Regions from separate parts of the Homo sapiens genome. Here region 2 is linked to region 1. A link is a loop called in an ENCODE intact Hi-C map of the cell type or tissue named here. Cell type or tissue: transverse colon. All regions are shown on one strand. Each heading gives the region's core, and the rest is flanking DNA. Links, peaks and the distances in the headings are about the cores only. Region 1 has its middle 5.9 kb from the start of LINC02009. Region 2 has its middle 32 kb from the start of CCR2.

Region 1 (5,385 bases), core at 287-5,286:
AGGGCTGTGTAAAGCTCAGGGCCCTTGTCCACTAGAGGCAAACTGCCCGCTGACCCCTTCTTCCAAATATGCTCTTTTGTCTCATGTCTTTTATTCCCGCTTTCACCCCACTTTGTTCAGTCCCCCTAGGTCCGTGTGGGTTACATAGTGGCGCCCTGAACAGCGACAGAATCAGGTGCTCTACAAGTGGCGTCCGAACACAGGGACTATGAGGATGTGAATGAAGAAGATCTGCTGGAGCAGAGGAATTGAAATTGACAAGGTGAATGGGGATCCCGGGACAAGTCTGCCGGCAGCAGATATAAGGTCAGTGCCCTAAAGAGCTACTGGGAGCAGTGCCTTAAAGTAGTACTGGGAATGGGAAGTTTTCTGAATCAGGGTAACATGGGGCAGAATTGGTCTGTTGAAGAAAAACATTATGTGCAGTTGCTTAAAGTTTTGTTGAAACAAACTGGTGCTCAGGTTAGTTCTCACATTAACTACGATGCTACAGGAAGTCATTATGCATAACCCATGGTTTCCACAGGCAGGGACTCTTGATGTAGAAAATTGGGATAGAGCAGAAGGATGAAAACAGGCTCATCAAAAAGGTTTTCAAGTTGATTCTTCAGTTTTCTCCACTTGGAGTTTAGTTCGTACTGTACTTCTGCCATTATCTCCTTGTTATTCTGCGGGACAGCAGGCTGAATGTAAAAAACTGAAAGAATCTGTTGTCCCACCCACAGCTCCAGTTGAAAATAAGTAATAGGAGAGGGAGGATAAAAATTGGCCTATACCGCCCCCTCCAGTTGCAGAAACATCTGTACCGCCTCCTTCGGTGGCAGAAACAGAGACCCCAATACAAAGAATTTTACGCTCTGCCACCACGGCTGGAGAGCCCTTAGGACCTTGCACTTTTCCTATTTCCGTAAGGCCTGATCCAAATAATCCACAGCAGCTTAATCATGAACACATTCCACTAGAGTTTAAGTTGTTAAAGGAATTAAAAGTGAGTGTGGTAAATAATGGCATACAGAGCCCATTCACTTTAGGATTGCTAGAATCTATGTTTGGTGCTATGTGTCTTTTACCCTTTGATGTGAAACACTTGGCATGAACTTGCTTGTCTGCTAGCGCATATCTGACATGGAATTTAAACTGGCAAGAACAGGGTGCAGACCAGGCTAGACAGAACCATGCTGCTGGAAATGGAGACATTACAGAGGATAGGCTATTGGGTAATGGCCCTTATTCTGACCTGGTACATCAACTAGCACTCACAAATGCTGCTTATCAGCAGTGCACACAGGCTGCTAAATGTGCCTGGGCCATAATTCCTGAAGAGGGAGTCCCAGTACTATCATTTTTACATATCATGCAAGGGTCACAGGAACCCTACGCACAATTTCTTGCAAGATTACAAGAGGCAGTGAGGCATCAGATTCCTCATACCTTGGCTGCAGAAATGCTAACCTTTACTCTAGCTTTTGAGAATGCAAATGCAGATTGTAAATGTGCACTGGCACCGGTTAGGTGTACAAAAACTTGGGAAATTTTCTCAGAGCTTGTTAAGATGTAGCAACTGAGCTTTATCGATCTGCAATGTTAGCTGAAGCAATGGCTAATTTAGCTGTTGACAAATCTAAAAAGAGCCAAGGGTCAAACCCTAAAATGGGAAAATGTTATAATTGTGGAAAAACTGGACATTTTAAAAAGGAATGCCACCAGATCTCAGGACAGAAAGGATCTTACAATGCTTTTCCCCCCGGCCCCCAGCGGAAAGAACACCAGGACTTTGTCCTCGCTATGACAAAGGAAATAACTCGGCTAATCAGTGCTGCTCAAAATTTCATCAGAATGGCACCCCCCTGTTGGGAAATGAGATGGGGGCCTGTACCCGGGCCTCACAAACAATGAGGGCATTCCCAATTCAGACCTCAACCCTGTTTCAGGCATGGGTTCCCAGAGGCATATTGAGTCCCTCACCCGAGGAACTCCAGGAAGTGCAGGATTAGATCTCCCAGCCAGAGAAAGGGTTACATAAGGTGGGGAAGACAAACCCACCAAGATTCTCACTGGCATTTGGGGACCTTTACCAGCAGGATATATGGGACTAATTTTAGGCAAAAGCCACCTTAACTTGCGAAGGCATTACTGTAGTCGCAGAAGTTGTTGACTCTGATTATGAAGGAGAAATTCAAGTAGTTTTATTGTCACGAGATCTTCGGGTTTTTGAACCGAGAGAATACATAGTGCAATTATTACTTATTCCCTGCAAATTACACCCTTCTCCATGAAAGGAGAAACAAGGAAATAAAGGGTTTGGGAGCACAGCTACACGGGAAATCTATCTATCCCGACCCATAGCCTCTAATAGACCCACCTGTGTAGTACAAATTAAAGGAAATAAATTTTATAGGTTTATGGATACGGGAGCTGATGTGTCAGTGTTACCAGCAGGTCTTTGTTCTTAGAGCTCCCAAGATGGCGGCAAGCCTTTTGTTCTCTGACCTGGAGTTCTTGGCCTCACAGATTCCAAGGAATGGATCCTTGGGCCATGCAGTGAGTGTCATAGCTCTATTAGAAGCTCTTCCAAAAGTCGTGCTGCTATCTATGGACTAAAACATACTCAAACAATAATGACCTCTGGCGTTTAGGCTCAATGCTCAGAGCTAATTGCAGTCATTCAGGTTTTACAGCTCACAGCTTCAGATCCTATCAACATTGTCTGTGTTCAGTTTATGTCGTAAATGTAGCCGGTCACATAGAAACTGCTACAATTAAAAGTACACTAAACCCAGAACTGCTAATTTATTTTTAAGACTTCAACAAGTTATTTGTTCTAGTGCAGCTCCTTTTCATATTTCTCATATTCCTTCTCACACACAACTTCCTGGGCCGCTATCTCTAAGTAATGAGAAAACAGACAAACTGATTGCCTCTGTGTTTCAGCAAGCTCAACCATCTCATGTGCTTCTGCACCAAAATACTTCCGCCCTTACTCACATGTTCCTACAGGTTTGTATTATATTATGCAGTATATCCCTCGAGCCACACCTATAGAAGGATGTAATCCACGAGGTTTGGCTCCAAATGAAATCTGGCAAATGGATGTTACACACACAGCAACCTTTGATAAGCTGAGCTATGTTCATGTGACTATAGACACTTATTCTCATATGCTGCCTGCTACATGCCAAACAGGTGAGACAGCTGGTCATGTACAGCGACACTGTCTGTCATCATTTGCTCATATGGGGATATCTAAACAATTAAAAACTGACAATGGACCCGCTTATACTAGTCATGCTTTTAAAAATTTCTTGCAGCTTTGGGCTATAACCCATAAAACAGGAATTCCTTATAATCCTAGAGGACAAGGCATTATAGAGCAGGCACATCAAACATTACAATGCATGTTGAAAAGACAAAAAGCGGGTATAGGAGGCCAACTACCACCTCAATAAAAACTACATTTAGCCTTATTTACTTTAAATTTTTTGACTCCTGGTATGGATGGTAAGACTCCAGCAGAAAGACATTGGCAAGTGTTAGAAGAAAAGAGGAAAATTTATCCAAAAGTGTTATGGAAATCCCTGGAAGAAGGAAAATGGAAAGGTCTGGTGGATTTACTGACGTGGGGAAGAGAGTATGCTTGTGTTTTTACAGGAGATGGACAAGCCGTGTGGGTGCCCTCAAGGTGTGTGCAACCATGGAACGGGAGACTAGAGGAACCCAGGGTGGCCAACCATGGACAGGGTCCCCCCGGTACGAGCCATGAGCCAGCTGAGCCTGAGTGCAAAGACGGAGAGAAGGCCAACTGGAGTCACAACACAGTTCTAATGTTATATTTGTAAAGAATATCACTACTCAACTTACAGTTTGTGTTTATAGATATAGATATAGATATGGATATAGATATAGATATAGTTATAGATATAGATAGATATACACTTTAAGTTCTAGGGTACATGTGCACAACTTGCAGGTTTGTTACATAGGTATACATGTGCCATGTTGGTTTGCTGCACCCATCAACTCATCATTTACATTAGGTATTTCTCCTAATGCTCTCCCTCCCCCAGCACCGCCTCCCAACAGGCCCTGGTATGTGATGTTCCCTGCCCTGTGTCCAAGTGTTCTCATTGTTCAATTTCCACCTATGAATGAGAACATGCAGTGTTTTATTTTCTGTTCCTGTATTAGTTTGCTGAGAATGATGGTTTCCAGCTTCATCCATGTCCCTGCAAAGGACATGAACTCATCCTTTTTTATGGCTGCATAGTATTCCATGGTGTATCCTTATGTCTTTTTGACAGCTAAGAAGGACCAGCTCCAGGTAAACAATACCCAATTGACCTGTAAATCTTACCAATTATATCACTGCATTAATCATAGCACATTGCAAACACATAATATCTCTACTTTGATGATTTTAGGCCACATCCCTGGGCTATGTATTCCTGTTAATCTGTCCGAGGCTTGGGCTGCCACACCTGCTTTGCATTTTGTGAAACTTCTTCTAACTGAGCTTACTCATCATGTCTGTAGAGCCTTAGACATAATAATTTTAGCTATTGTTTCCTTGGTCGCACTAATAACTTCTGTTGTGATGTCCTCTGTAGCTTTGCATAATTCTATTCAAACAGCTCAGTACATGGAGAACTGGACACACACAGCCGACCAAGCATGGCTACTTCAGAATAAAATTAACACTGAGTTACAAACTGAAGTGGTGTTATGGGAAGTCAGGGACCCCGAAGAGAGGGACCAGCTGGAGCCACAGCAGAGGAACGTAAATTGTGAAGATTTCATCTTAATACGGATATTTATCAGTTCTCAAATAATACTTTTACAATTTCTTATGCCTGTCTTTAATCTCTTAATCCTGTTACCTTCGTAAGCTGAGGATGTGCATCACCTCAGGACCACTGTTATAATTGTGTTAACTGTACAAATTGATTGTAAAACGTGTGTTTGAACAATATGAAATCAGTGCACCTTGAAAAAGAACAGAATAACGGTGATTTTTATGGAACAAGGGAAGACAACCATAAGGTCTGACTGCCTGCAGGGTCGGGCAAAAAGAGCCATATTTTTCTTTTTGCAGAGAGCCTATAAATGGATGTGCAAGTAGGAAACATATCGCTAAATTCTTTTCCTAGCAAGGAATATTAATATTAATACCCTCGGAAAAGAATGCATTCCTGAGGGGAGGTCTATAAATGGCCGCTCTGGGAATGTCTGTCTTGTGCAGTTGAGATAAGGACTGAGATACGCCCTGGTCTCCTGCAGAACCCTCAGGCTTACTAGAGTGGGGAAAAACTCTGCTGTAGTAAATTTTTGGTCAGACCAGTTTTCTGCTCTCAAACCCTGTTTTCTGTTAAGATGTTTATCAAGACAATA
Region 2 (5,385 bases), core at 53-5,052, 110 kb before region 1:
AGACTGTCCTTTTCCTATCGAATGGTCTTGGCACCCTTGTAAAACATAATTTGACCATATATGTGAGGGTTTATTTCTGGGCTCTCTATTCTATTCTATTCTATTCTATTCTATTCTATTCTATTCTATTCTATTCTATTCTATTCTATTCTATTCTATTGGTCCCTATGTCTTTCTTTATTCTAGTACCACCATTTTGCTCATCATAACTTTGTAGTAAGTTTTGAAGTCAGGAATCGTAAGACCTCCAGCTTTGTTCATTTTCAAGGTTGTTTTGATTATTCAAGGTCCCTTGATAGTCCATATGAATTTCAGGATGGATTTTTCTATTTCTGCAAAAAAAAAAAAAAAAAAAAAAAAAATCATTGAAATTTTTAAACAGATTGCATTAAATCTGTAGATTGTTTTGGGTAGTATTGACATTTAACAACATTAAATCTTCCAATCAATGAACTAGGCTATTTTTATTTATTTTTTCTGTTTCTTTGAGCTACTTTTGTAGTTTTCAGTGTATAAGTTTTTGCTACCTGGTTAGGTATACTTCTAAGTATTTTCTACTTTTTGATGCTATTGCACATTGAATCGTTTTCTTAATTTGGTGGTAGCGGGGATTGTGCATTGTTAGTACATAAAAATGCAACTCATTTTTTGTGTGTTGATTTTGTATCCTGCAGCTTTAACAAATTCATGTTAGTTCTAACAGACTTATTCTATGAATCATTAGGGTTTTCTACATAAAAGATCATGTCACCTACAAACAGAGATAATTTTACTCCACCCCTTCCCGTTGCAATGCCTTTTATGTCTTTTTCTTGCCTAATTGTTCTGGCTAAGACTTCCACTACCATGTTGAATAGAAGTGGTGAAAGTAGACATCCTTGTCTTGTTCCAATCTTAGAGCCAAAGCTTTCAGTCTTTCACGGCCTGAAAGACTTTGTAATATGTTCTCAAGGTTAAAGAACTTCAGAAGTTTTCTAAGCAAGAGACCATTTTATTAACTTAGTTGGCAGCAATTCTGAGAGATTAGAATGAAAAGATAGAGGATAAGAAGTATCTGGCAGGTATAATATATTGAGTGTGCTGAATATACTTTTAGTTTTGTATAGGTGTTAAAAAATGGCAAAGGAGGCCGGGCGTGGTGGCTCACGCCTGTAATCCCAGCACTTTGGGAGGCCGAGGCGGGCAGATCATGAGGTCAGGAGATCGAGACCATCCTGGCTAAAACAGTGAAACCCTATCTCTACTAAAAATACAAAAAACTCGCTGGGCGTGGTGGTGGACACCTGTAGTCCCAGCTACTCGGGAGGCTGAGGCAGGAGAATGGTGTGAACCTGGAAGGTGGAGCTTGCAGTGAGCCGAGATCACGCCACTGCACTCCAGCCTGGGCGACAGAGAGAGACTCCGTCTCAAAAGAAAAAAAAAATGGCAAAGGAAAGAATGAAAAATAAAGCAAGGTCCCAGAAGAGGCCAAAAATCTTAATCAAAATTGACTGAACATTACGGAATGAAATGGTTTTTCCTTTACTCCAATTAACGACTTCACAAGAAGATTCCATCCTCGTTTATAAGATTAACCCAAAACCAGCACTTAAAACCAGAAGCCTTGAAAGGATGGAGTTTGGGGACCCTTCTCATGTCTATTCCCAGAAGGGGGTCTTCTTCTGGGGTCCTGTCCCCTAAAGAGCTAGGCAAAAAGTATGCTTGCCACATCTGTTGAAAGATAGAAAGTTGGTCTAAAAATACATGAGAGGGAACTGAAACATTTCAGAGAAGGCAAGACTCAGAAGTAAGAAACCAAAAGAGGAAGGTAAAATTCTAGTTACAAAGAAAAGAGGAATGGAAATTAAATTGTCTTACAGAGAAAATCCAGAACTGCCCCCTCTTCCCTTACTACTCCATCAAAAAAGGGGAAAAATAGTCAATGGGAAAGTTTTGAGAAAAATAGATCTCTGCATTCTTCTGGTTGAGAATTCAGACAACTTGAACTAGAGAGCTGGGTAATTTCTTGACTAAAGGTGTGTTAGATCTGAAAGGGTTTTTCTTAAAATTGTCTGTGTTCATCCCTCCCATCTTAGAGAGGAACACAGGATAAGAGACCTCTGGAGCTCCCCCAGGGTCACCGAGCTAATAGGATCAGAGACAAAGCTACAAAGTCATTTTCTGACATCTCTCCAGGGCTCTTTTTTTCTGGACCCCCCATATCAACATGATGTATTTATTACATTGGATTAGCAACTCTCCTTGAGCTTTCCTCAGTACCAGGTTTACATCTCAGTCTGTGGGTCTCAGAGAAAGTACCCAATCAGCAGCAACATTACCTGGAAACTCATCAGAAGTGCCCCTCCTCAGCCCCACCCCAGATCTATGCAATCAGAAACTCTGGAAATGCAGGCCAGTCCTAACAAGCCCACCAGGGAATTCTGGTGCACTAAGGTTTGAGATCCACTGATCAAAGAAATAATATTCCTTTTCTTCATTATAATAGCATGAATAATAACTAACATGTATTTCACAATTTACAAAAGAGCTTTATGCTCTTGTTAAATTTGAGGGTAGTCTTCTCAAAATCTCTGTGAGGCTAGAAAGTCAGATATTGAAACACCTGTTTTATGGGTTCAAAGATAGGTTCAAAAGAGAGTAAATGATTGTTGGGGTGGCAGGTCCAGAGAGGGCAGGATCAAAACTGCAATTGAGTCTTCTGCCTTATAAACCAGCATAGCTTCCCCAAGGCACGTCACTTCTCGATAAAATGGTGACAACTAGAGTGTCCTTTCAGATCATTCTTAGAAGCATGGAGTGCTAGGTCAATTGTGTAATTGATGAGGAAATAATAATACTAAGAACTCCCATCTTCTACGTCCTTATATACAATCCTGTCAGGTAGAAGCTGAGTCTCAGAGAGAACAAGTTGCCCTCCCAGGACCACCAGGTAAGCTCGGCATAGCTGTGCTTAGAATGTAGGCTGTCTGGCTTCTGGGCTTGCCTGCCCAGGGAGGCTTTGTGGGTTCTACTTGGTCATCCAGATCACAGAGGGGCAGCACTGACTCCTACCCAGTGCTCTTGACTGTACATCTAATACTTTCTACTAAGAAAACCCCTTCTCTTTAGACCAATGGTTTTCAAATCTTGGTGTGCATTGGAATCACCTGGAAAGCTTGTTAAAACACAGATTGTCCCACCCCAAGAGTTTCTGATTCTGTAGGCTGGGGTGGGGACCCATGAAAGTGCATTTCTAATAAGGTCCCAAGTGATGCTGATGCCACCAGTGTGTGGACAACCCTTTGAGTGGTGAAGCTCTGGACACCCTAATTTGCAAGGCTAATCAGGCATATGTGGCAAATGAATACGAACTGAAATTCTGACTCCAATATCTTCACTGATATTCCTAATCCATAGCATACACACAGTCCCATTCGTTTCCCTTTTAGCTTTTAATCTACATTTATCCTTTCTTCCTCTGCCACTGCCTTCTCTCCAGTTAGCTCAAACCAGGTAACACATAACCGCCTCCTAACTCATCCGCCCAGTTGGTTTCTTTGGCTTTAATCTAGACTTCTTATCTCCACCAGATTTGCCTTACCAAAGCACCAATTTCTTAAGGCAGGGTTAGAATTAAAAATCTTCTGTTCCTCCTCATTGCCTAAAACTCCTAAACTTATGATTCAAGGTCTTCCATGACCTTCATGGACCAGTCTAACGTTTTAGCCTGTCCTAAGTGACATGCCTCCACCACATACTTCATGCTTTCCACTTTCTTTCTCCATGTCTTTGTTCATGCATTTCCATTTCTTCTACCTGCGATGTCCTCCTTCGCCATCTCTGTAGATTTAAAAATCCTACAGGGCTCATCTCAAATGCCCTTTCCTTCATGAAGCCTTTCATGAAATCCCCATCGAGAGGTTTTCCCTCCTCTCAGCTCTCCAAAGCACAGATGTCTGCGTTTGTGGCTATTATCTTACGTTGTTTTGTATTAAAATTTCTCCAGCTTTACACATTTGTCATCCTCTTAAGGACAAACATCTTATTATGGTCAATGTGAAGCTATAGAGGATAATTTAATGAAATATTCCAAGGGCTAGTCATTACACATGACTGATTTATCTCTGTAAACTCATCCACACTCATCCACCTGATTTTGATTGGCCAAGTTAATGAATCAGAGAGGAAAAGATGGTAAAAATATAATAAAAATCTCCTAGGTAGTCTCACATCCCACAGAGCCCCAGGTAATGAAATGAGGCCCTGAGATAATACTTTATGAACAATAAAACTCCGGGTTCTATTGACAGTGAAGCAAGACCTGAGAGAGAAGGCTAAATTCCCTTGTGTCTAGCTGCCACAATCTTCTGAGAATAATGGCCTTTCTTCCCGTCTGCCTTCTGAATCATAGGCAAATTTTTCTCTTTGGTGATCCCTAATACAGAAAGGGGAAGTCAAATAAAATATATACAAGGAGAAGGATTCTGGGAGACAGAGTTTCTTGATTCCCTTCTGCATGCTCCTCCTCAAAAGCCTTTATGAGCTTACCTTACATTTAAATTCTTTTAAACAAGGCATTATGTGGTCTGGTCTTTTCCAGCTCCACACACCTTCACACTACATTCCCCCCAGCTAATTCTGCTCTGGGAACACTGACCTTCTTTTAGTTCTTTGAACACATTGATTTCTGGTCAAGATGACTCAGTAACTTCAACCTTTGTTGTGCCCTTGGTGCTGTGAAGATATAGATATATATTAACCACTGCACACCAGAAATCAGAAATAGCACAACAGAGAATAAAGTCATTGAGCCATCTTCTGAGCTCCAAAAGACAAATTTTCTCCAAAAAGACAAATTCAGGCTCTAAAACAATACCTTAAGGAACCAGAAGTGGAATAGAAAATTAAGGTGGTAAGCAGGGCTAAACCACATGCCTGTTGAGCCCAGGTTTGGAAGAAGACAATGGCAGGTAGGAATGTGGTTTCTGATGGGTAATAGGTACTGTTTTCATTTACTTTCTGTTGCTTATAACAGAATATCTGAAACTGGGTGCTTTATAAAGAAAAGGAATTTATGTCTTGCAGTTAGGGAAACTGAGAAGTCAAAAGTTGAGGGCTGCAATTGACAAGTGCCTTCTTGCTGGTGGGGATACTCTGAAGAGTCTTGAGGTGGTATCGGGCATACCACTCTCAGTGAGGGGACTGAGCATACTAGGTCAGGTCTTTCTTCCTCCTTTTATAAAGCTATCAGTCCCACTCTTATGATAACCCATTAATCCATTAACTGATTAGCCAATTAATCCATGAATGGATTAATTCATTCATGAGGGCAGAGCCTTCCTGACCCAAACACCTCTTAAAGACTCCACCTCTCAATACTGCCACATGGGGGATTAAATTTCAGCA

The links. Peaks named below come from ENCODE experiments on the same cell type or tissue, not always from the same donor. Only the 100,000 strongest peaks of a DNase experiment are listed, where the experiment ranks them.
Region 2: it touches region 1 in a loop (6-fold over the local background); 1 of 110 quality-filtered maps calls a loop at or near these places.

The regions. Positions count from the first base shown.
Region 1 is chr3:46,426,827-46,432,211 of GRCh38, forward strand. No RefSeq gene overlaps it. Among named protein-coding and RNA genes, the nearest start is that of LINC02009, 5.9 kb to the left of the region's middle. In transverse colon, for the core only: no CTCF peak of the experiment used is centred there; DNase peaks (open chromatin) are centred at 2,499 and 3,065; H3K27ac peaks cover 2,575 bases.
Region 2 is chr3:46,319,839-46,325,223 of GRCh38, forward strand. No RefSeq gene overlaps it. Among named protein-coding and RNA genes, the nearest start is that of CCR2, 32 kb to the right of the region's middle. In transverse colon, for the core only: no CTCF peak of the experiment used is centred there; no DNase peak of the experiment used is centred there.